Linked DNA regions of Homo sapiens: region 2 is linked to region 1. The links are chromatin loops, found by intact Hi-C in ENCODE. Cell type or tissue: HCT116. All regions are shown on one strand. Each heading gives the region's core, and the rest is flanking DNA. Links, peaks and the distances in the headings are about the cores only. Region 1 holds the start of LINC02182 (long intergenic non-protein coding RNA 2182). Region 2 has its middle 93 kb from the start of LINC02182.

Region 1 (11,341 bases), core at 2,006-10,005:
ACAGCATGCAGGAAGGGCGAAGTGCAGCTCCTGGATGGGCTGTTGCCATGGTCTGGCCCCCATGGTGCTCAGACTTGCCAGAGCATCTGAATCTCTGGGAGTCCTGTTCAACCTGGGTCCCCAGGCACCACTGCCAGGGATTCTGAGGCAGGAGGTCTGGGATGCCCCAGAACTTGCGTATCAAACAAACTCTCAGGGATGGCCAGTGCCACGGGTCTCCAGGCTGGGAACACGGATCCCAGTCCAGGCTAGCTGCCCCTGTAGCTCTCGGGAGCCCATTAGAAATGCAGACCCTCCCCCTGCCCAGATCCACTGCACGAGAATCTACATGTCTGTGAGATTCCGGGGGCACCTCTCTGTGGAGTTTGAGGAGCACAGCCTTAGATGCTAGTCCCCGGTGTGGGCACCATGCACCACTCCTTCTGCATTTGTGTCACTACCTGCTTCTGCACGTAGGAGGCACCTCAAATGCCATTTAGAATGGATGCTCAGTAAGCCAAATGTGGCCTCCTTTTTCCCTTTTGGAAAGGAAGGTCCTTCTTTCTCAAACCTTGTGTCTAGAATGTTCCCCAATGAGGGGAGGATGTCTCACTAAAAACACTGAAAGGACATTGCTTATACACTGGCCTTCTGTAGAGAGCCTCTGGAGCCTCGAGGAAGTGTAGCTCCTAACAGTCGGCTGCACTGACTCAATTATACCTCTGTTGGACCTTCCCAAGTGCAGAGCTGCCACTGTCACTTCTGATCGTAACAACCCAAATGCATGTCTCCAGATAGCACCAGAAGTAAGAGCTGGAGGGATAAGGATGGTAATGCTTGGGTGTTAGCCCCACAAAGGAGAAGGGGAGCAAAGGTCTGATGGGGGTATGTGATGGTTCTTCCCAACCGGGGTCTCTGATGGGGGGATGTGATGGTTCTTCCCAGCTGGGGTCTCTCATGGTCTCTCTCTGACTGGAGTTGGGGAAGGATATTTGGACACCTGGACATGCGTGTCTGCATGCCCCTGGGACGTGCTCTCTAGAAAAGCACTGGGCACGTTCATTTATCCACCATTCCACATGCACTTATTGTGCTCCTACTGTGTGCCAGGCACTAGGTTGGGTGCTGGGGAAACGCTCCTATGGGGGAATTGTTTTCTGTGCTAATTGTTGCCACAGAAAAAGGCACAGGCTGGGCACAGTGCCTCACACCTGTAATCCCAGCACTTTGGGAGGCCGAGGTGGGTGGATCACCTGAGGTCAGGAGTTGGAGACCAGCCTGGCCAACATGATGAAACTGTCTCTACTAAAAATACAAAAAATTAGCTGGGCATGGTGGCAGGCACCTGTAATCCCAAGTACTTGGGAGGCTGAAGCAGGAGAATCGCTTGAACCCAGGAGGTAGAGGTTGCAGTGAGCCGAGATTGCACCACTGCACTCCAGCCTGGGTGACAGAGTGGGACTGTGTCGGAAAGAAAAGAAAAGAAAAATGCACAGAAATTTTAACCAACCAGGAGGCAACCAGACTCTGGGGAACTTTCAAGATCCTTATCACAATTTCCCACCCCACCCACCCTGTTACTTCCTCTACTTTTCTCTCTCTTGTTGCCTTGTCTTGACCCTTTGTGCTGCAAAATGGGTACCCATACATGGGGCTGGGGGCTTTAGACCAGTGGACGGGTCTCAAGCCACACAAACAGCTAATCTGGCTACACGAGGCCAAAACCTTCTCATTTTTCTGGGCAACTTTTTTTCCTGGCCCAAAATGTTTTGATTGTTGTAAACTCACAGGAGTGGGGTAGACCATTAAGGCTAATTTCAGGCCGAATATTGTCATTTTTAGAGGAGAAAAGTGGAAACCCTTGGCACTTGCCTGGGTAGTGGCTGAACCAGAGGTGACACCTTGCTCAGTCCCAGCACAGCCCCACCATGCACCCGGCACCACACCAGGCACTCACCCTCTTAACTCATGCAACAGGACAGGTGGCGTGTTTGTGAAACTAGTGGAGGTTTGTGTTCAGGAGGTGGAGGAGGGAGGACAGGAAGGAGAGGGAGAAGAGCATGCACTGGAGAAGTAAATCCAGGGATCACACACAGCCACGTCCTCACAATGCATGCTTGAGATCAGTGTTTGTACTAAGGGCAATGGGGAGCTATTGAAGACTCCAGGCTGGAAGCAACACAGGCAAGAGTGTGTCTTAGAAGCATCTCTGTTGCATTTGGTAGGCTGAGATAGAGGCTAAGCTGAGGCTGTTGGAGAACTCAACAGAGGAGGGTGTTGGCTTGAACTAGGGAAGTATGTTGAGTAAACGGGAGTGCTGTGACCTTTTGCAGTCTTACTTTCCCACTGACTTCTATGGAGTATCAGTTTCCTGTTGCCTCTGTAACACACTGCCACAAACTGGACTTTAGAACAATAGATGTTCATCATCGCTCTTCCCAGGAGTGTCCGGAGGGAGCCAGCCCCTGCCAACACCTGGACCTTAGGACCTCTGACCTCCAGAACTGGGAGAGACTAGATGTGTGTGGTTGGAAGCCTCTAAGTCAGTGGTCATTTGTTATAGCAGTGCTAGGGGCACTAGGAAACAATTACCAGAGGCAAGAGACAAAGTCTTATTAGCTACCCTCCTCTGAAGGACAGAAAGGAAAATATGAGACCAGGAGGGTGTTGAGAGCCAAGTGGATTGAAGTGAAGGCTTGGGGCTCCTTGTGGATTTTGTTTGTGTGGGTTATTTTGTTCCCAGGAGTCTCAGGCTGTGTAGCCAAATGCAGTCTGCAGTTCTACTCTTTCCTTTCTTTGAAAGCAAACAGCCTCTTTTGGAAGAGTGAAGGGCACCCGAGGTTCCAGCTGGGGCTGGCCCAGGCCACGGAGCTCTCGGAATGCGTACAGAGCAGACAGCACCCTGCAGTTGGGTGGGTGCTGGCTTTGAGGTCTGGAGATCTAGATGCCCACAAGGTGCCCCTGGCAATTGGGGGCTGCAAAGGCATCAACCACCGCACTGGGCTGGGGCAGAGAAATTGACACGATGAGCTCGGAAAACATTTCTAATGTATTTATTTTTTGTGGTTCGGCTACAGAAGAGAATACGAAAGGGCTGAAGGGGATGAATGAACAAGAGCAGGAGAAGGACCGCCCTGAGGGCAGGAGAAAAGGGTGTGAATCGGGATAGAAGTCAGAACCCCACCAGCTTCTCGCCTGGGAACCAATTGCTGGGGCTGCTTCCTTCCTTCATTCATTCCTGCTTTCTTCACTTCTTCATTCCCTGAACATCAGACATGGTCATAGGCCCTGCTGAGAATTAAAACAGAACAATGAACAAGTCCCACTCTCAGAACGCAGGCAGAGGTGAAATGTTCGGTGGGCTATGGTGATGGCTTTGGAGATTTACTGGTAGCTTCTGTGGGGTTACTCTGGCTGGGATGGGGACCCCAGGGGCCTGCTATGGACAGAATTGTCTCCCTCTCAAATTTGTATATTGAAGTCCTAACACCCAGCGTGATGGTATTTGGAGGGGGGGACTTTGGAGGGTGATTAAGTTTAGATGAGGCCATGAAGGTGGGACCCCATGATGGGACTGGTGTCCTTACAAGGAGAGGAAGAGGCTGGAGCTCCCTCTTTCACCTTGTGAGGACACTGTGGGAAGCCACCTGGAAGTCAGGAAGGGCCCTCATCAGAAGCCAAGTCAGCCATACCTTGATCTTGGAATTCCAGCCTCCAGAACTATGAGAAACAAATTCCTCTTGTTGAAACCATGCAGCCTGAGCTGGTGGAAGCGTTCGGGGTGAGCATGGCTCCTGCAGGGAGATGGAGCAGGGACATTGTGTCAGGTCTAAGGCTGCTGGTAGAGCCTCAGCTTCCTTTCCTTGGCACTCACCAGGCCATGCTGGGAAAGAAGTCTGAGCCAGGTAGTTCGGAAAACACCCCCTTGGTAACTCTTTTGGGAAACGGAGACAGACATCAAGGTCTTGTCTACTTTGTGCAGGAAGATGACATGCGGTAATAAGGAAAAGAAAATGGGAGGTCCTCTGTCTCATGGAATTTGGGGTCACAAGTGTCTCTACAACACCTTACTGGGTCTCAACTCCCAGCTTCTCAGGAGCAAGAGACAAAGAATACAGGTCAGCAGAGCAGAGCCCGAGGGGCTGGTCCACAGTCCAAGTCACACATGATGAGGACAGTATTGAGAGTCATCACATGATGATGGCAGTGATGGTGGTAATGATGATGGTGGTGATGGTGATGATGGTGGTGATAAAGGTGATAATGGTGGTGATGATGGTGTTGATAATGGTGGTGGTGACAGTGGTGATGATCATGATGGTGATGATGGTGGTGATAGTGGTGATGACAATGATGGTAATGATGGTGATGGTGGTGGTGGTGGTGATGACAATGATGATAATGATGGTGATGACGGTGGTGGTGATGATGATGATGGTGGTGGTGATGGTGGTGATGATGGAGGTGATGGTGATGATGGTGATAGTGATGATGGTGATGATGATGAGGATGATGGTGATGGTAGTGATGGTGGTGGTGATGGTGGTGGTGGTGATGGTGGTGATGGTGGTGGTGGTGATGGTGGTGATGGTGGTGGTGATGATGGTGATGGTGGTGATGGTGGTGGTGGTGATGGTGGTGGTGATGGTGTTGATGGTGGTGGTGGTGATGGTGGTGGTGGTGATGGTGGTGATGGTGGTGGGGATGGTGGTGATGGTGGTGGGGATGGTGGTGATGGTGGTGGTGGTGATGGTGGTGGGGATGGTGGTGATGGTGGTGGTGGGGATGGTGGTGGTGGTGATGGTGGTGATGGTGGTAGTGGTGATGGTGGTGGTGGAGATGGTGGTGGTGGGGTTGGTGGTGATGGTGATGATGGTGGTGACGGTGGTGATGATAAGGATGATGATATTGATTATGAGAGTTGTCTTAGTCCATCTGGGTTGCTTTAACAAAATACCGTAAATTGGAGGCCAAGCATGGTGGCTCACACGTGTAATCCCAGCACTTCGGAAGGCTGAGGCTGGAGGATCACTTTAGGCCAGGAGTTCGAGATTAGCCTGGGCACTACACAGGAGGATCCATATCTCTACAGAACATTTTAAAATTAGCTGGGTGTGGTGGTGTGCACCTGCAGTCCCAGTTACTCAGGAGGCTGAAGTAGGAGGATAGCTTGAGCCCAGGAGGTTGAGGCTGCAGTGAGCAATGATCTCACCACTGTGCTCCAGCCTGGGTGGCAGAGCGAGACCCTGTCTCTAAAAAAACCCCAAAAAAACATAAATTAGGTGGCTTATAAACAACAGAAGTTTCTTTCTCATAGTTCTGGAGGCTGGGAAGTCCAAGATTAAGATCTCAGTAGAGACAGTGTCTGGTGAGGCCCATTTCCTCATAGATGGTTAACTTACTGCGCCCTCACATGGCGGAAGGGGCAAGGGGGCTTTCTAGGGCCTTTTATAAAGCACTCATCCCATTAATGAGGGCTCTGCTTCTTAACCTCGTCACCTCTCGAAGGCCCCACTTCCTAATCCCATCACTTTGAGGTTAAGGATTTCAACAAATGAATGTGGAGGGACACAAACACTCAGGCCTCAGCGTGGCCCGGCACCTGCAGAGTGTGGCTTGGTGCAATCACTCTTTAAGCTCCCGCCCCTGGTTACTTGGTTTATTCCCCCCTCCGCCACACAAACCTCCAAGGCTGGGCTACTGATCATCCTCTTCCTACAGACGAGAGACTGCAGGCCTGGAGATGGCACAGCCTGCTCAGGCCACACGGCCTGCAGGTGGCACTGCACTGCAGCAGCCGGGGACGGGCCTCACGTCCTCAGTGCCCCGTGATGTCATTTCAGTGTCGGAGCAGGGAGGGACCTGCTTGTTTTAGAGAAGGGGGTTCACCTGGGACACCCCTGAGCTTTGTCCCAAGCCTCAACAAGCCACTCACTTCCCACTTGGGAGTAGTTTCTCTGCACGCACCAGGCAGTGGGACCAGGGAAGAAATCGCGTCCGCTAAGTGGTGTCGTCTGCCTGCAAGACCTGCACAGCTCCCAGGCCTATGGCTTTGGGCACCAGGTGCTGGGCCGGCGTCTGGAAATGATTAATTCCCTTTGGAGAGAAAAACATCACAGCTGCGTGGCCCTTCCCGGTCCTGGGCGTGGGGCGGGAGGCAGCCGTGCCCGGGATTTCGCGCTGCCCCCGGCGTCTCCTTCCCCGTGCTTTTGTGACTTGATCAGGGTAGATTTATTTTCCGATCCACTGGTTTGTCAACATGTCAATTGACTTGCCTCCATCTGCTTTTTCCCCATGCCAGGACGGTGCCGGCTGAAAGGGAAGTGTCAGCTGTTCTTCTGTCTTTAAAAGGCAGCAAAGAAAAAAGCGCAGGGTTGGGTTTCGTAACGTCAGAGGAGGCCAAGGACACAGCATGGAGTGAGTTACCCGGGCGGGGAGGGAATCGGTGGGGCTGGTCCACGTCGCTGTCCCAGGGAACGGTATTTCTCTCTTTCTTCAGCCCTCATGCGTGTTGCTGGGCTGTGGACACTGGACGAGTTCGGAGAACTCTGGGCCACGTAGGCCCCAGAGGTGCAGGCTGATGGATGGGCTTGTCTTTCTCCCCTTGTCGCCTTTCAGATCTGACGGGAAACGCATGTGGGCGAGGAGGTGATGGGCTTCAAGGCGCGGCTCTCTGGTCGCAAGCCGCCTGTTCTCAGAATACAGCTGGCTGTGTTGTAATCGCACGCTGATCTCACAATAAATAACGTGTGCATGGAACGTGCCTTCAGATGAGCGTGAATTTTTACAGTGTGCACAAACAAAATCCCCCAGCCTGGAGAGCTAAAAGCAGGAGGCGGCCCAGGGGGTGACAGGGCCTGCCTTTCTGGACATGCATGACCTGCAGCCTCTGCACCGGGACTGTGCTGCTAATTATAGCTGTGTTCGTGGGCCCCGCTGGGTGGTTTTGCGAAAATCCATGATTCAGTTCACACTGATAATCTGCTCTGAGGCTGTGGGTGAGGGAGGATTTTCTGGGGGAACAGAAGGTGATCTGAGGGCTGGAGGGGAAGTGGGTTTTAGCTGGGGCTGTCGGCTGATCCTGGCCAAGAGACAAGGTTGCAGAGTTGATTCTGAAAGTTGGACGTGTCTTGGGGTGAGAGTCTCTCTGTCATATCGTCAGACTCAGCATGAAGGTGGTAACAGTCCTCGAGAGGGCATGGGCCCAGCTAACAATGGCAGATGGACGTTTGAAGAAAAGGGGGAAGAGGGCTCTTGCTCTGAGACCTCGGGGTGTCCCGAGATGCAAAGGAGAACAGAGCCCAGAGCGTCAGGAAAGGTCCCATGAGTCTCTCATTGGTCCCCCACCCTGAGCTGTCTCCAGGGAAATCTCTTCTGGAGTAATTTATATTCCATGTCAACTGGTCAGGACAGCCTCTGTGGGTTTGGGAAGGTAGGAGGGAGCTCCAGAGACAACACCGAGCAGGACTTGATGCCCAGACACTTGCTCCCAAGATGATTAACTTGGGAAACTGGAATTATTCTGCCCAGAGGAGGCTGCGTCGTGATCCACAGACATCTGATATCTCAGGCCACATCAGTAATGTTCTGTTTTTCCTGGAGACCTGTGCTCTGACTTATCCATCTGCATTTGGACATTGGAGTCTGTGAGGCCAGCCCTCGCCTTTCTGTGTGTAGGTGGCGAAACTGAGGCCTAGAGAGAGGCATGGCTTGCCCGAAGTGGTGCTGATGGCGTGAAGTTGCTCTTAGAAGTGGAGTACCTGTCGGGACAGCATCTACCTTTGTGGACCACCAGGCTAGCAGGCCTGGCCCAGAACAAGACCTGCAGCCTGTGCCAAGGAGAGAGGTGGCCTGGGTCAGGTCAGGTGCAAAAGCTGGCTCTGAATGACGTCTATGATTCTCATGAGGGCAAGGATCCCAGCCTAGTTCAGCAAAGCCATCGGGGGGAAATTTGGGTTTGAGCAGTCATGGGAGGAGTCTGATAATATGACAGAGGTACCCCCACCTCAAGACATGTCCAACGTTCAGAATGAACTCTGCAACCTTGTCCCTTGGCCAGGAGTGGCCGACAGCCCCAACTAAAACCCACTTCCCCTCCAGCCACTCCATTGAGTTTGGTGGAGTGGTGTCCACCCAGGAGTGACCACCAAAAATAGCTGGAAAGAAGCAATAAGGGAACAGGGCCTACAGGTTGGCTGCTGTGGGCCACTCACTGACAGGCCCCTTGCTCTGCCCAAATTGTCTTGGTAGCCCTTTAGTCAGGTGATATCACCCCTTCATCACAGATAGGAAAGTGAGGCTCAGAGCTCCACCAACTGCTCAAGGCCACACAGCCAGGCCACACAGAGCAGGAGCCGGAGACTGAGCACTGTTTTGTCCGATGCCAAAGCTCTTTCTGAGAGTGCACACACCTCCATGAGCCCTGTGGGCTCCTCCTGCTCTTTGGGGCATGAGGAGCGCTGCTTATGCCCTTAGGGAGATGCCTTGGGAGGGGTGACTTGCTCTTGAAAAGCAGCCACCTCTCACCTGGGTCATGTCTGAGCTGGGCTCCCCAGAGCATGACTGTCTTGTTCAGCGGCTGGAATTCGTCCATCAGTGTTGGTCACTGACCGTTTTCAGGGATGCTTCTGGCTGGCGCTCACTTCCCTATAGATCTAATCTTGGACTTCATCACCGAGGCCATCACACCTAGGAAGCTGGCTGTCCCTACCCTTCTAGCCTTCGGATAAAGCTGTACTTGCAGGGGAAGCTGCCCCTTTGGCCTCCGAGTGGAGCAAAGACGTCAGGAAGCACAGGTGCAAAGGAAGAAGCCAGTGGCACGGACCATGGCTCACCGCGGGATCCTGCCTCTTTGTACAGACACAGAGGAGGGCTTTGGCCACTAGAGCAGGAGCGAGCAGGGGCAGCTTCTTCATGCTAAGTCCCCCACTAGTCTAGATTCTTAATATTTCTATTCTCAGTGCTGGATACATAGAAGGTACACAGTTAATGTTTATCCCACAGGATTAAATGCCCACAGGAAAGCAGATGTCTTTCCCAAGGGAATGTGGGCCAAGGAATTGGGATGGCACGATCAGTTTGCATTTGGGAGAAAGCCCTTGCCCATTGTATTAGTCATCCACTGCTGCATAACAAACTACCCCCAACTCAGCAGCTGCTGCCTCAACACTTACCCTCCCCATGGTTCCTGGGGCCCAGAGTCTGACAGCCACCCAGTACGATGGTGTGGGCCTTGTGGTCCTGCAGTCACAGCGTCCGTGGGGCTGCCATCATTCGCAGGCCCCCCCAGGGCCGGAAGGTCCACTTCTACGTTTGCACCTGGAGAGTGTGTGCTGGCTGCTGGTGGGAGGCCGTGGGCATCTGCCATGCGGGCTTCTCCATGGGCTGCCTGTGTGTCCTCACAGCATGGCAACCAGCTCCCCAGGGACCAGTGATCCCAGCAGAGCAAGGCAGGCCTGCGTGTCTTTTGACTTCATCTTGGCAGCTGCACGCTAGTGTGCCCACAACCCTCTACTCATTAGAAGCATGTCCCTGAGTCCAGCCCACACTCAAGAAGGGAGCTTTTGAGGGAGGAGTGTCAGAGTTTGGGGGTGTATTTTAAAACCACCACACCCATCACAGCTACAGAAATCTCATTTGCTCATTCAAAAACTGTCTCCTGAGTACCTGCTGTGTGCCCAGCCCTGGGGCTGAGGACAGAGCCCTTTCCTGCCATCATGGAGCCTGCATTGCACGGGGTGAGATGCGTGACAGAAGGACGTATCCCACATCACGTGCACTGAAGACAAAGCTGTGAAAGGATGGAGTGTGGGGAGGGGCTTCTGTCTCAGATGTGGAGGTCAGGGACGTCCTCCCCAGCGGGGGACTTTGGAGCAGGGGCCTGAGGGACGTGGGAAGCCCGGCAGACCCCTCATTACATGTGTTAAAGCCTCCTCCGGTGGGGGGCTGGGCAGAGGCTATTGCAGTTGTCCAAACTTCCTGCAATGGCAGAACATTCTAGATCTGCACTGTCCAGTAAGGTGGCCATGAGTCACACGTGACTGTCGAGCTCTGGAAATGCAGCTGGTGCAGCTAAGGAGCTGAATTTTAAATTGTATTTAATTCTTGTCACTTTAAATGTAAATGTCTACCCATGGCTAGCAGTGACAGGGCAGGCCCACCTGGCCTTGGCGAAGCAGGTGAGTGCTGGAGTGTGTACTTTGAGGCTGACGGGTTTCTTGATGGATGGGTGGCGAGCAGAATGGGTTTTTAGCTGGCCAGGCCTTGGAGTTGTGAAACCTGGGCTTTGTTTCGTGGTGGTTCTGTGGTCTTGGACAGAGCTCACAACCTCACCAACTCCCTGTTTATTAAAAAGAGAGCGATGGCTCTGCTGGTCACGCCGGGACGTTGCAAGGCACAAATGCAGCAGACGTGAGCCTGTGTGTGGCTCACATTGGGTCAGCGTTAGCCCCGCAAGCCACCCGAGGCGAGGGCCCCTGGCAACTCCAGGGCGGCTGCTTGACAAGACGCTGCTGCCGCCTCATGTTCTCTGTTAGCTGGCTTGGGGTCTTCTGGGCTCTGCAGGCCGTGTTTGAGGTGGGTTGTGACCCAGTGCTCCAGTCTGACCCTCGACCCTCCCCCAAATGCCACCAGGGTTCCCATTCCACCGTGACCTGGCAGGAGATGTCAGACCGCAGCTGAGGGCCCTGCTGGTTTCCTACGAGGAGGCTGCAGATGGGAATGAGGACCTCACGGTCAAGGGCATGGGCACCGCCCACCTGGCAGATGACACATTTGTGAGTGGGTCCCCAGAGGTCTGCCCTGGCACCCGACAACCCCAGGAGGCAGGAACAGGTTAGAGCCAACTGTGGAGCTCATCAGAGAGGTGACTTTCAGTACCAAAAGGGTGTTTTCCAAGGGAAATCCTGCCACACAGGGCAAATGAGAGCAGGTCAGGGCTCACCAGTCACTGCAGAATCCGCCGGCCCACATGTCCCTGGTCTTCAGGGGTGGGAGCAGCCAGCGGGAAGGAATCCACCTGCCCCCATGGCCTGTGGATCTGAGGACTCTGCTCCCACCTCCTGTGCCAACCATTGTTTGATGAAGGTGCCCTTGCTCCCAGCCCGCTCTCCTCTGACATTCTTTGGTGAACATCCCATCTCCTTTTCTCCAGAACCAGCCGGCTCGGACCACCCACATATTTTACAGTTACTGGGCTTCTATGTTCCACAGAGGGTGCTTGGCTGTGGGGACTGGGGAGGGGACAGAGCCTCAGGCCAGGTGCAGGGAGGACAGTGCTGGCCATAGGGCTGGGGCAGCCTCAGGTCACACCACCATTCCAGCACTCTCTGTGTGGCTCCAGGGACTCAGCGTCCCCACCTGG
Region 2 (11,341 bases), core at 1,626-9,625, 93 kb after region 1:
GTCATTATTGTGCCAGTGTTGGTACCTGGGTTGGTATGAGCTGGCATTGGTGTATAGTGTAGGGTAGTCCATGGCAGATAAGGAAATGTAATCTCGACATTCCAGCAGTTCTTGGGATGGACCAAGGGCCAGAAACACCTTTGGGCAGGAAACACCTTCAGCCAGGCTCAAGGCATTTGGGAGACACAGCTCAGAGGGCAGTGCTGGCTCCACAGGGGTGCACCTTGTGGATGGTGGTCGGAAGGCACCTTGGGCCTGTGTTCTCACTGTGTTCCAGGGTGAAAAGTGGGGTTTATGTCAAAAGTCAGCCCTGGGTGATGAGTGGCAGCCGCCTGGTGCTGTGTTGAGAGGGACCTGGGTGTGTCTGGGTGTGGCGGGGAGGCTGAGGTCACTGTGAAACAATCATGCCCGCAGTGCCTGTTGGACCTTGCCCTGGGCCCTGGCCTTTTGACCCCCGCTGTGGAGGTAATCATCCTTCAGATGCTCACCTTGCAGAAGACACAGTGGTGACCATCTGGAGCCAACATGCACAGAGGGGAGTGTGTATAAGAGCTGGGGGATGTCGCCAGACTCCTCCACACAGCTGCAGAGACGTCGGATTGCAGACACAGCCCCTTATCTGCTCAGCCGTTAAGCAGCTTTATGCAGTGCAGAGCAGAGTCCCACAGGGAAGAGCCTCACTGTCAATTGTCAGCACGTCTCACCCGTAAAGGGTCATCCCTGTTACCAGAGCAGGAGACATCTCCTGACCTCGATGGAGTGGATGCAGCTACTCACTGCGGCTATAAAAACTCCACCCTCCTAAAGCAGCTGTCTGGGCTTGTTTCTGATTAAGGTCCACACAGGGAGTGCAGCATTCTGGGAGCGCATTACCTCCTGGCAGCCCTCAAGCTCCCAGAGCAGCCCCAGGAATCCAGAGTATCCTGACATTTAGCTTAACGGGGAGCAGGAGGACCCCAGCGATTCCCTCCGGAGTTTGGCCAATGCATTAGGTCAAGAAGTTGGCAAACCCAGGAGAAAGTCACTTTCCCATTTCTAATTATTCAAGACCCGGCTGCACAAATTGTTTATTTTAGTCGTTGACATTTATTGGAGCAAATGCTGAGTGGTGAGCAGTCGTCTAGGGGGTGGGGAGGGGACTGGGAAGGAACGTTTCTGGGGTGATGGAAACCATCTATACCTTGACAGGATTTCAGTCACCCGAGGGAACGCCTCTGTCAGAACCCATTGACTTGTACGCTTGTGATGTGCACATTTTAACTAAAAAAAAAAAAAGCAACCATAAACAAATGTTGAACTCTGGTTAACGCAGTACACCCTGAAGTGTGTTGGGGAGGTGTGTGGACACCTGCCGTTTACTTTGAAATGCATCAAAAAATAAGACGAATGAATGAACAGAGAGGGATGGAGAAGTCAATACATTTGTAATAGCAGGAAGAGTAAAACGTCAACAACTGTGAGCCTAGGCAGTGGGTCACTGGATGTGTGCTACGCCATTCTTCCAACTTTTCTGTGTGTTTGAAAATTTTCCCAATAAAATGCTGGGAAAAAATTCTAGGTGGTGGGTTGGGGGTATCTGTTACATTACTTTCTAGGCTTTTCCCTACTTTGGATATCGTTCATGATTCTCTGGGGTGTGAGGAGTTGGAGCGGATTCTTAGGGCTGGCCACTTTCCGGATGGCCCACCAAGGTAGCTCAGCTGTGAACGCGGAGGCTGGTAGACCCCGAGTCTGCCCGAGGTCTGCGGAGGCTGGTAGACCCCCAGTGTGCCCGAGGTCTGTGAAGGCTGGTAGACCCCCAGTGTGCCCAAGGTCTGCAGAGGCTGGTAGACCCCCAGTGTGTCCGGAGTGCCTGAGGTCTGTGGAGGCTGGTAGACCCCCAGTGTGCCCGAGGTCTGCGGAGGCTGGTAGACCCCCAGTGTGCCCAAGGTCTGTGGAGGCTGGTAGACCCCGAGTGTGCCCGAGGTCTGTGGAGGCTGGTAGACCCCCAGTGTGTCCGGAGTGCCTGAGGTCTGTGGAGGCTGGTAGACCCCCAGTGTGCCCGAGGTCTGCGGAGGCTGGTAGACCCCGAGTGTGCCTGAGGTCTGTGGAGGCTGGTAGACCCCCAGTGTGCCCGAGGTCTGCGGAGGCTGGTAGACCCCCAGTGACCGAGGTCAGCGGAGGCTGGTAGACCCTGAGTGCCCAAGGTCTGCTGCTGCCATTAGGTTTGAGCAATTATCTCTTGGCTCAGTTTGCTGACAGAGCCCCTGGCTAAATAAAAATGGACGCCAGGCTGGGCACAATGGCTCACGCCTATAATCCCAGCCTCCTGAAGTGGATGGTCTCTTCGACCGAGGGATCCTGGGGCATCCCAAGAAGAATGACTTGAGCCCATGAGTTTGAGACCAGCCTGAGCAACATAGCAAGACCCCATCTCTACAAAAAAATAAATACATAAAATTAGCTAGGCCTGGTGTAATCCCAGCTACTTGGGAGGCTGAGGTGGGAGGATCGCTTGAGCCCAGGAGGTCAAGGCTGTAGTGAGCTGTGATTGTACCACTGCACTCCAGCCTGGGCGACAGAGGGAGATCCCATCTCAAAAAAAAAAAAAAAAAAAAGAACAGGCTCCTGTAAAAACCAACACACAATTCACCACCACCAACACTCTGCAGGGTGGGTCCTCCCAAGGAGAGCAGCAGGTGCTAAGGGCCTTCCGTGGTGTGCGGCCTGCAGGCACACTCCGCCGTGCCCCTGGCAGCTCTGCAGGAGGGCGATGGGGCCTTGGTGAGGAGTGAGACTCAGCCTTGGCCTGAGCCGCAGGTCCCCACACATGGATTCCTGATGCTGAAAGGGGCCATCTGTCCTCTACCAGCTGGCACTCTGGGAGGCCACTGTCCCAGGCTCATGCAGGAAGAATTTTGTTTTGTGCTGATTGCACTGAGATGTTATTTCCCAACAGAGATCATCCTTGGGAGTCCAGGCAGCCGACTCTGAGCCCACAGCCGGTTCCCCTAGGGCCGGGTCTCAGGTTCCCAGGCTAGGGGGAGGCGCATTGCCCATGCCTGGCCTAACATGCCTCATACCCGTCAGCTTCAGCCCAAGAAGCCCAAGGCACACGTGCCCATGACCATCACTGACTGTGGAGTCTCAGGGCTGCTATCTGGGCCAAAGGCCCGTGTGCCCGGAGAACTGCCCCCAGAGCTGTGGTAGGCAGGCAGCATCAGCCCCGCCTCCCGCAATGGAGCTATTCTGGGTACATGAGGGTTCCTGCCAGGGCAGGTGAGGCCCTCAGGAGAGAGTTCTGAGCAGGGCCCACTGCTGAGCGGTCTCTAACCCTCGGCATCTGTGCAGGGGATCAGGCAGGTGCAGCAGCCATGGTCACCCTGGTGGACGAAGACAGGCAGCCAGGGGCTGTGGGGAGACAGTGTGGGAGGCCACACTGTCACAGCAGAATCTTCCAGGCATTGCCACAGCCAGCGTGGGCAGGGCCACAAAGAGCAGGGTCAGCCTGGTCACGAGGTGAGGCCTTTCCAGCAGCTGACACGGCACCCAGGACCCGAGGCCCACCTGTGGCCCATTTGGCACCCTCTTGCCCACAGCTGTGGTCTGTCCATGTAATGTCCTTTCAGACACGCTGGAAGCGTCGGCACGGTGGGGAGGTGCTCAGGGCCTCCGTGGGGCCGGTGGAGAGCAAGCCAGCTGGTGATGTCCCTGGGCCCTCTCTGAGTGGTGGGCAGTGAGGGGGTTGGGAGTGCCCTCTGGCAGGGGCCACCATGTTGTCTGCTGCTTCCCAGGCCACCCTCGTCACAGTGCAGTGGTGGCAAATGCTTTCCATGTGGGAGGGGCCCTCGTGCCACTTGGCCTGTGGCCACAAGAAGGCCTCAGCTACAGATGTCTTCATCCCTCCATGAGACTCCTGCTGACCCTGTGAAGGCCGCTCACTCTGGCATTGTCTGCTCAGCCCCCATCGGACCCACAGCCCGGAGCATCGCCATCTCCTTCCTTTCAGAACCACCCACCTGTGTTTTAGCCCAGGAGCCCCAGTCCCAGCCCACTCGGTGCCTCCATCGTGCCCCATTGCTGGGGATGGAGCACATTCCCCTGTTGGGAACTGCCTTTGGCTTTTGGAGTTTTTGTGCATCCTGTCCTGCCTGGGACGGATGAGTTTCTCAAAGTCACAGGTCCCTCCAGTTGTTTTCCTAAGAAGCCCCCACTCCGTTCACCACAGAGTCCTGAATGGATTCAGGCTCCTGGGCCTCAGCGGCAGCTAACTGTGCAACAAGATTGATTCGCTCCTTGGAGTCCTGGGAGAGCCACGGCCTGGCTGCTGACATCTGCCGTTATACTCAGGTGGCTGCCAGGCCTTTCTGCACCTGCCTGTCTGCTCTGAGCTCGCTGGTGCCCTCTTCTCCCTGCCCCATCCTCTCCCCATCTGAACGCCGGGTATTTACACCTTCCTGCCAATCTGCAGGAGCCAGCTCCCACATGCCATCCTCTGGCTGCTGATCTGAGCCACTTGCCATCGGGAGAGGACATGGCCCCTCACCTGGCCTGGGCCCCTGCCAGGGCTTTGTCAGTGCAGGTGGGGGAGGGAATGTGGAGGACAGGAACATTCTGCATTCAGTGCTGACAAGATGCCATCATTCAGCAGGGGCTGGCTGGGAAGAGGCTCCCAATGACTGACAGGTGAGCTGCTGTGAGCTTTAGAAGGAACAGAAAAGTACTTTCATGTTCCCAGTGCTGCGTGGCCCACAGAACAGGACAGATACTGCCCTGTGGCCCTGTCCTGGCCCCTCTCTGCCTCTGTGTCTTATAATACTGCATCCATCCAGGTCACATGAGTCCCCCTGAGGCCCTCGACTCCCAGATACTGAGCTCTGGGGAACTCGCTCAGGAGAGGAGATGTGGGTGGAGCCACATCAGGGGGAGTGTGTATGAGACCATCTGACTACAGCAGCTCAAATGAGCTTAGGAATGCCTAAGTCCCGTTTTTCTTATTCTTTTGCTTTTATTTACAGTTCTACCCTATAACTAGTGTCCCCAAACACTAGATTTTTCTTGCTTTTTAAAGCTTTTCTGAACATGGTAGGGTCCAGGCCATATGCTGTTCTGTGACTTGCTTTATTTCACCGAATCTTCAGTTTCTAAGGTGCACCTTGGTTGTTGTCCGTAGCCGATGGCCATTCATCCTCACTGCTGTATAATACACCCTTGTGTGAATGTGCCACAATTTGTCTACCCAAGTCTCCTGTCAACGGACACAGGAGTTTCCAGTGTTTTGCTGTCACAGTGAAACTGCTCTGAGCATCACAAGTCTCCTGATGTGTGGCACAAAGGTTTCTCTAGGTGCACATGTATATGGCATGTTGCATTGTAGACAGTGGTTGTGTACAACCGCACCAGCGGAGCCCAGCCACCTCCAAAAGGCTGCACCACTGCCCACTACCACTAGGGGGAGACAACAGCTCCAAGTCTCCCCACCTTGTAGCACCTGCTACCCTTGAACTTCAGTTTCTTTATCAATCCCATGCTGGCAAAACTGTAGCTCACTTTTTATCTGGTGGATCATTTTATCACAATTATAAATACACATCACTTAAAGCCTTAAAACATTGAACAGTTCTATAAGGCTTGTTATGAGAAACAACATCCCTCCCAGGTCCAGCCCCCACCCCCAGTACCCTTTCCGGTCTTCATGTTGCTATGAATGCTGGTGTGACGCTACTTCTTGAAGTTCTGTTTTAAGCATTATGCATTCACGCTCCAGGCTAGACTTCCTTCACCCTGCCGCATTAGCCTTATGGCCAGCGCTGACTTCATGGTGATCACGTAGCTGTAATTCATAACTGAGGCTTACTGAGTACTGTCATTTCCTTTTCTTTATTGCACATGTTTTTTAGAAATGATTTGAGATTTTTGTCGGTTGGTTGTGATTGGCTGGTTTGTTTGCTTGCTTTTCTGTGCACTTATTAATTCAATCCCAAACTCACTCCAGTTGTATAAATCTCCTCCCAAGACTTTCAAACACACTAGATAATTTATCCATTTCATCTTTGTGGAGAAACCTTTTTCCTCCTGCTGCTCCAATCTGGACTAGATGTTCTCCGTGCCCTGTGGTCAGTCAACATTTTGCGAGTCTCCTTTCTCCATCTTACCGGGGAGTATCTGTACCTTGCTCTTGTGTTGAATCTCCTGCTTCCTAGATCCATGCCCTTCACCTTCTTGGTTTACTCCCTTGTTTTCATGGAGCATGCCCCCAGTAGCTTTGTGAGAGAGGGAGCCAGGGAGGCACGCATGTTGAGAACTTGGATGTTTTCACATGTGTTTATTCTACTCTGTCACTCACGCTCCTTGATGGCAGGACCTACCTGTTTTTTATTTATCATATTTGCCTTTGTTCACCCCATTTTTATTGCCAAGAACATTGTCTCCTACCCATCCACCTATCCAAATCTATCAATCATCAAGGCTACACTCTATGATATTTATTGCATCACTCTCTTGACATTTATACTCATCACATTTATTCATTAATTCAGCATTCACTTGATGAACACCTGCTATGTGTGTTTGAGGAATTCACAATGAATCAAAAACAAGCTCTTCTGCCAAGAGGAATTCTAGAATGCTGGAGCTAGACGGGACCCCTGATACTGTCTCATGTAACCCCTGTTGCATAGATGGAAAGATTGAGACCTGCTTGTCCAAAAAGTATGCAGCCCAAATCTCCTGACTTCCAGGCTCTTGCTCTTCCTATGTCAAAAGCTATGTACCAGAGGGGCTTTAATATAAAAGGATGACAAATAAAAGTAAAAGCCTGTGACCAGAGTTTCACAGGAGAGAGAGAGAGAGAGCACTTGTAACAGAAGCACTAAGGGCAACAGTACCAGAAAGTCATTTAATGACAAAGAGCATAAAGCAGACACTCCATACATCCAGTGTTCTTGGTGACTCTACAGTTATAGTACAGTGGTGGTGATGATGGTGGTGGTGATGATAATGACGATGATGAGGGTGATAATGATAACAGTGATGGTGATGATGGTGGTGATGAGGGTGATGATGATGAGGATGTTGATAGTGATGAGGGTGATGATGGTAACAGTGATGGTGATGACGGTGGTGTTGAGGATGATGGTGATGGCAATGATGATGATGATGAGGGTGTTGATGATGATTAGGTTGATGATGGTGATGGTGGTGATGATGAGGGTGATGATGATGATGAAGGTGATAATGGCAACAGTGATGGTGATGATGGTGAGGGTGATGGTGATGATGATGGTGATGAGGATGATGGTGATGGCGATGATGATGATGAGGGTGTTGATGAGGGTGTTGATGAGGGTGATGATGGTGATGATGGTGATGGTGATGATCATGATGATGGTGATGATGATGATGATTATTATGACAAGGGTGATGATGATATGATGATGATGATTAAAATAACACAATTACACCGATCTGTGACTGCGAGTTATTGAGTGTTTGTTCTCTGTTAAGTAAGTACTATGCTGAGTGCTTCACCTAAATTAGCTCATTTAATCTCCCATCACCACTCCATGAGCAATGAGTGTTATTTCACTCATTTTACAAATGAAGAAGCTGAGAGAGAGAGAAATGAAGTCACTTGTGAGTGGTGGAGCTGGGATCGTTCCCAAGGTAGTCTGACTACAGAGAGAGGGTGCGTAGGAGTGAATGTGTTCCTAAGCTCTCTTGGTCTTCGTGCCTTAAGGTCCTGGTAACAGATGTTAGAAATGCAGAAACTGGCAGATGCGCATGGTAGGATTTATGGACCAGATATGCACACTTATGTCCCAAGTGTGTGTCTGTTGTATGTTTGTGGAGTGAGGAGGGAATCCCTTGCAACATTGCCTAACCAGAAAATAGCTTTCACGGGCCAAGAAGACTCAGCCTCTTATTTAGGCTGATGGACATTGTCTGGAGCCTGAGGCTGTGTCAGAGCACACAGGAGACACTCTGTCTGGGCACTACTTGGGAAAGATGTTTGTTCCCAAGTCACAACTGTGAGCCGCTCCCTCAGAGCTCAGACAGCAGCGATGGACATCGTGGGTGAGCTGTCTGTAGCTCAGTCCCTCTGAGAGCAGTGAGGCACTTAGAGTGCCGGGAGCCATGCACCGCGGCTTAGCACGCCAGCAGGAGCTAATATGTACGCTGCACCACTGTCGCGGCATCTGCCTGGCTGCAGATTTCCTGTGCAGCTGATGGACTTTCAGATGAAAGGCAAAATTTCCGGTGCCCTTGATCTCAAAGTTGTCTCTTGGACTTCTCACTTCCTCATAAGCTGCCTCCATAAAGGGACAGAAAAAGGGAGGTTTTTGGCAGAAAAGGAGTGGGTGTTGGGAGCCTTTCGAAAGTCTGTTTCCAGCATGGCAGGTGACGTCCCCTCCTTAAGCAGATCTGTTATCCCTGTCACAGTTGGGCCATGACAGTTCAGAGCCATGTTCAGGTTCACACAATTCGAGATGTTAGTCTCTTCCTTTCTGAGGCATTCCTGAAAGTTCTATCTGAGGCTCTATTCCTTTATATACAATTCTATGTAAATAAATGTTGAGAGTCTGAACAATCCTAGTACCGAGCATTCTGCATTAAGTAGAATTACCGATATTGGGTCCCATCTATTCATCCCCACCACCCCCCAACCTCAACTACAGCAGAAGCTCTGCCCAATCTGGTTCTGCCCAATTTTGTGGTCACCACAGTGGCACATGCTGGAGGTTTTCAATACATGTCTGCTGAACGAATGAGTGAATGAAGTCACATCTAGGAGGTGCCCACTTGTTCATGACCCTGATTGCAAATGACCTAGTGGACATCAGGCCACCCCCACCTTCAGGACAGCATCTTTCCAGGGATCCCTCTGCCTGCCATTCCTGTGTGGGTTTAAACCCACGTTTCCCCACAAAACCAGATCGGAGCGCGTCAGCCTTGGCCAGTGCTCTCTGCCTGATGTCCAGGGCAGCTCCTGCCACATGGGGTATCTGGGAAGTCTCGCTGAGTGACTGGATGGGCTCCAGGTGTGTGTCCGTCCGGCACCTCTGCTTCCCTCTGGGAGACACACCTGGAGCCAAGCAGGCCAAGGGATGCTAACCCACATAGATGGGGCAGTCCGGGCTCCCCACTCCCCTCTTGGCTCCTCAGACCCACCTGGACCCTGAGATTTCTCCAGAAGCACCAGTGGGCAGAAACCATGAGCTTCCTGTTCAGACTTTTCTGTAGGAGCTTGGTGTCTGCCCAGCAGGGACTCCAGGGGCTCGGCTGCTGCACATTGGTCCCCACTACACACACTTGTTTGATGCATGAAGGGCACTTGCTGAATTTTGACCAGAATCCTGAGCTATCGGACGTAGAAGCAGCTTTAGCCTCCCAGCCCACTTTCCCCTCAATAAGACGCGTTCATAAACTTCTGTCCTTCGCCAAGTCCTGCTGCCGGGGAGGCAGAACCTCGTCTCTTCGCATCGGGCAGCCATCATCTTGTTTTACAGATGAAGACACCGGGGCTCAGCACGCGGCTTGCCTGATGTCTTCCAGGTAATAAGGAACAGTCAGGAACTGGACTTGCCTCCCTAGTTAGAGACTCTCCCACTTGTGTATCCGTCTTACACCCCATGCAGACGCCCCCCTTCATAGCCCTTGACCTTGAGGGAGCCCCGTGCGGAAGCACTTCTCATGGCTGCTGGTGGTCTCGGTGAATATCAGCAGAAAGGAAATGGAGCCGCCATATTGGATCCTCCCTGCGTCTGGGTGTCCTGGGAGTGCCTTTAAGTCCTCCTGGGCCTCAGTCTCCCTTCTGGGGAGAGAAGAACCACCCAGGTCCGTCCTCCCTGGCGAGCTGATGTGGTGCCTTCAGACCCCTCTGTTTTGTGTCCTTCCTTCTAAGAAGGCAGGGCCTCTGGGGCTCAGCCTTGATGGCTGCTGGCTGCCCAGGGAAGGGGCTGGAGCCGAAGGTATGAGGCACATATTCTGTGGTAGGACAGTTTTGGGGACCGAGGCTTTGGTGTCAGGTCCCAGGAGTCTGGAGAACATGAAGTGGATCTGGATATGCGGGTCACAATTAAGGCAAGGGGGTGCCATGTGGGGCCTGGAGAATGGAGCAAAGGGGACTTCCAGAGGCAGAGGGGGAGCCAGAAGGGGCCCTGGAGTCACCTGCAGTGGGTGGGTGCTGCATAGCACTGAGCTGCCTGGTGTGCGTGGTCCCAGCAGGGGCCTTGACCAGACAGCAGCCGATGCTTGGGTCCCCAGCACCGAGGACCATGCATTTCCAACTGGGGCAGGGTGGCCCAGGTGAGCCAAGGCCACAGGAGCCGGGACATTGGGTAGCAGGGCCTGAGTGTGAGTCCCTGTTGTAAACTCGGACCAGTAATTTTGCATCTATAGGCCTCCACCCTCCCATCTATGAATTGAGACTGATAAACCCACCTCACCAGGGCCCCAGTGGGGTCCGGGGACCAACATGTGTGAAGATGCTTCACTGGAAAGCATTGTGGTGACATGTGTGACGCACGTGGGGAAGGGTCAGAAAACGGGTTGAGTGAAGCCTCGTACAGCTAAGTCGGGTGGGTGGGCTGGAATTTGGAGCTGGAATCTTCTGGGGTGATGGTGGCCAGCCAGGCCTCGGTGGCCTTGACTGGAAAAGTCTGCCCATTGTGAAGCGCCTCCTGCTCTGGGCAAACTGTGCTCATTACTTGCTCACTCGTAGGCTCTCCAGACTCTGCCCTGAGTCACTTTCCCCATATGTTAGCTGTCTCCACCCTGTGTTATCAAAAAAAAAAAAAAAAAAAAACCTCTAACAGAATTTGATTTCCATCCAGCTCACCAGGAACTTTAAATCCCCCTGTCTGGATCCTTTATCGGACACTGGTCCGCTAGACAGTCTCTCTGAGGAGCACGATCCTGACAGTTTCCACCTAAATGCCCTTGGGGAGGCCCTGGGGTCTTCCTCATCCTTCACACAGAAAGATTGAGATCAATGGCATGGCCTCTACCAGCAGCCAGAAACATAAATTTACTTCCCTTCTATTCTCCTGAACAAACTGAGGCCTGTGGATGGTGGGTGGATGGATGGATGGGTGGATGGGTGCACGAATAGATGCATGGATAGACTGATGGATGGATCAATAGGTAGACAAGTGGATGAATACATGGGTGGATGGATGGATGAATGGATGGGTAGATGGATGGATAGGTAGATGGGTGGATGAATGGATGAATGGGTAGATGGACAGGAAGATGGGTGGATGGATGGGTGGACACGTGAGTGAATGGATGGATGGGTAATTGGATGGATGGATGGATGGATGGATGGATGGATGGATGGTTAAATGAGTACATGGTGGAT

Evidence for each region. Hi-C counts contacts between places; a loop is a spot of excess contacts. Peaks named below come from ENCODE experiments on the same cell type or tissue, not always from the same donor. Only the 100,000 strongest peaks of a DNase experiment are listed, where the experiment ranks them.
Region 2: a loop joins it to region 1, with 11 times the contacts of the local background. A loop is called at or near these places in 2 of 110 quality-filtered maps.

Annotation. Positions count from the first base shown.
Region 1 is chr16:88,188,470-88,199,810 of GRCh38, forward strand. It overlaps LINC02182 (long intergenic non-protein coding RNA 2182), which reads left to right and starts at 5,812. Exons shown (of 3, transcript NR_110944.1): 1 at 5,812-6,042; 2 at 6,281-6,396; 3 at 6,598-6,748. It also overlaps a transcript of ZNF469 not described here. RefSeq lists enhancers at 5,594-5,888, 6,097-6,629. In HCT116, for the core only: CTCF peaks have their summits at 5,754 (motif pointing right) and 5,954; a DNase peak (open chromatin) is centred at 5,782.
Region 2 is chr16:88,282,034-88,293,374 of GRCh38, forward strand. It overlaps a transcript of ZNF469 not described here. Among named protein-coding and RNA genes, the nearest start is that of LINC02182, 93 kb to the left of the region's middle. In HCT116, for the core only: a CTCF peak has its summit at 5,425 (motif pointing right); a DNase peak (open chromatin) is centred at 5,448; H3K27me3 peaks cover 1,276 bases.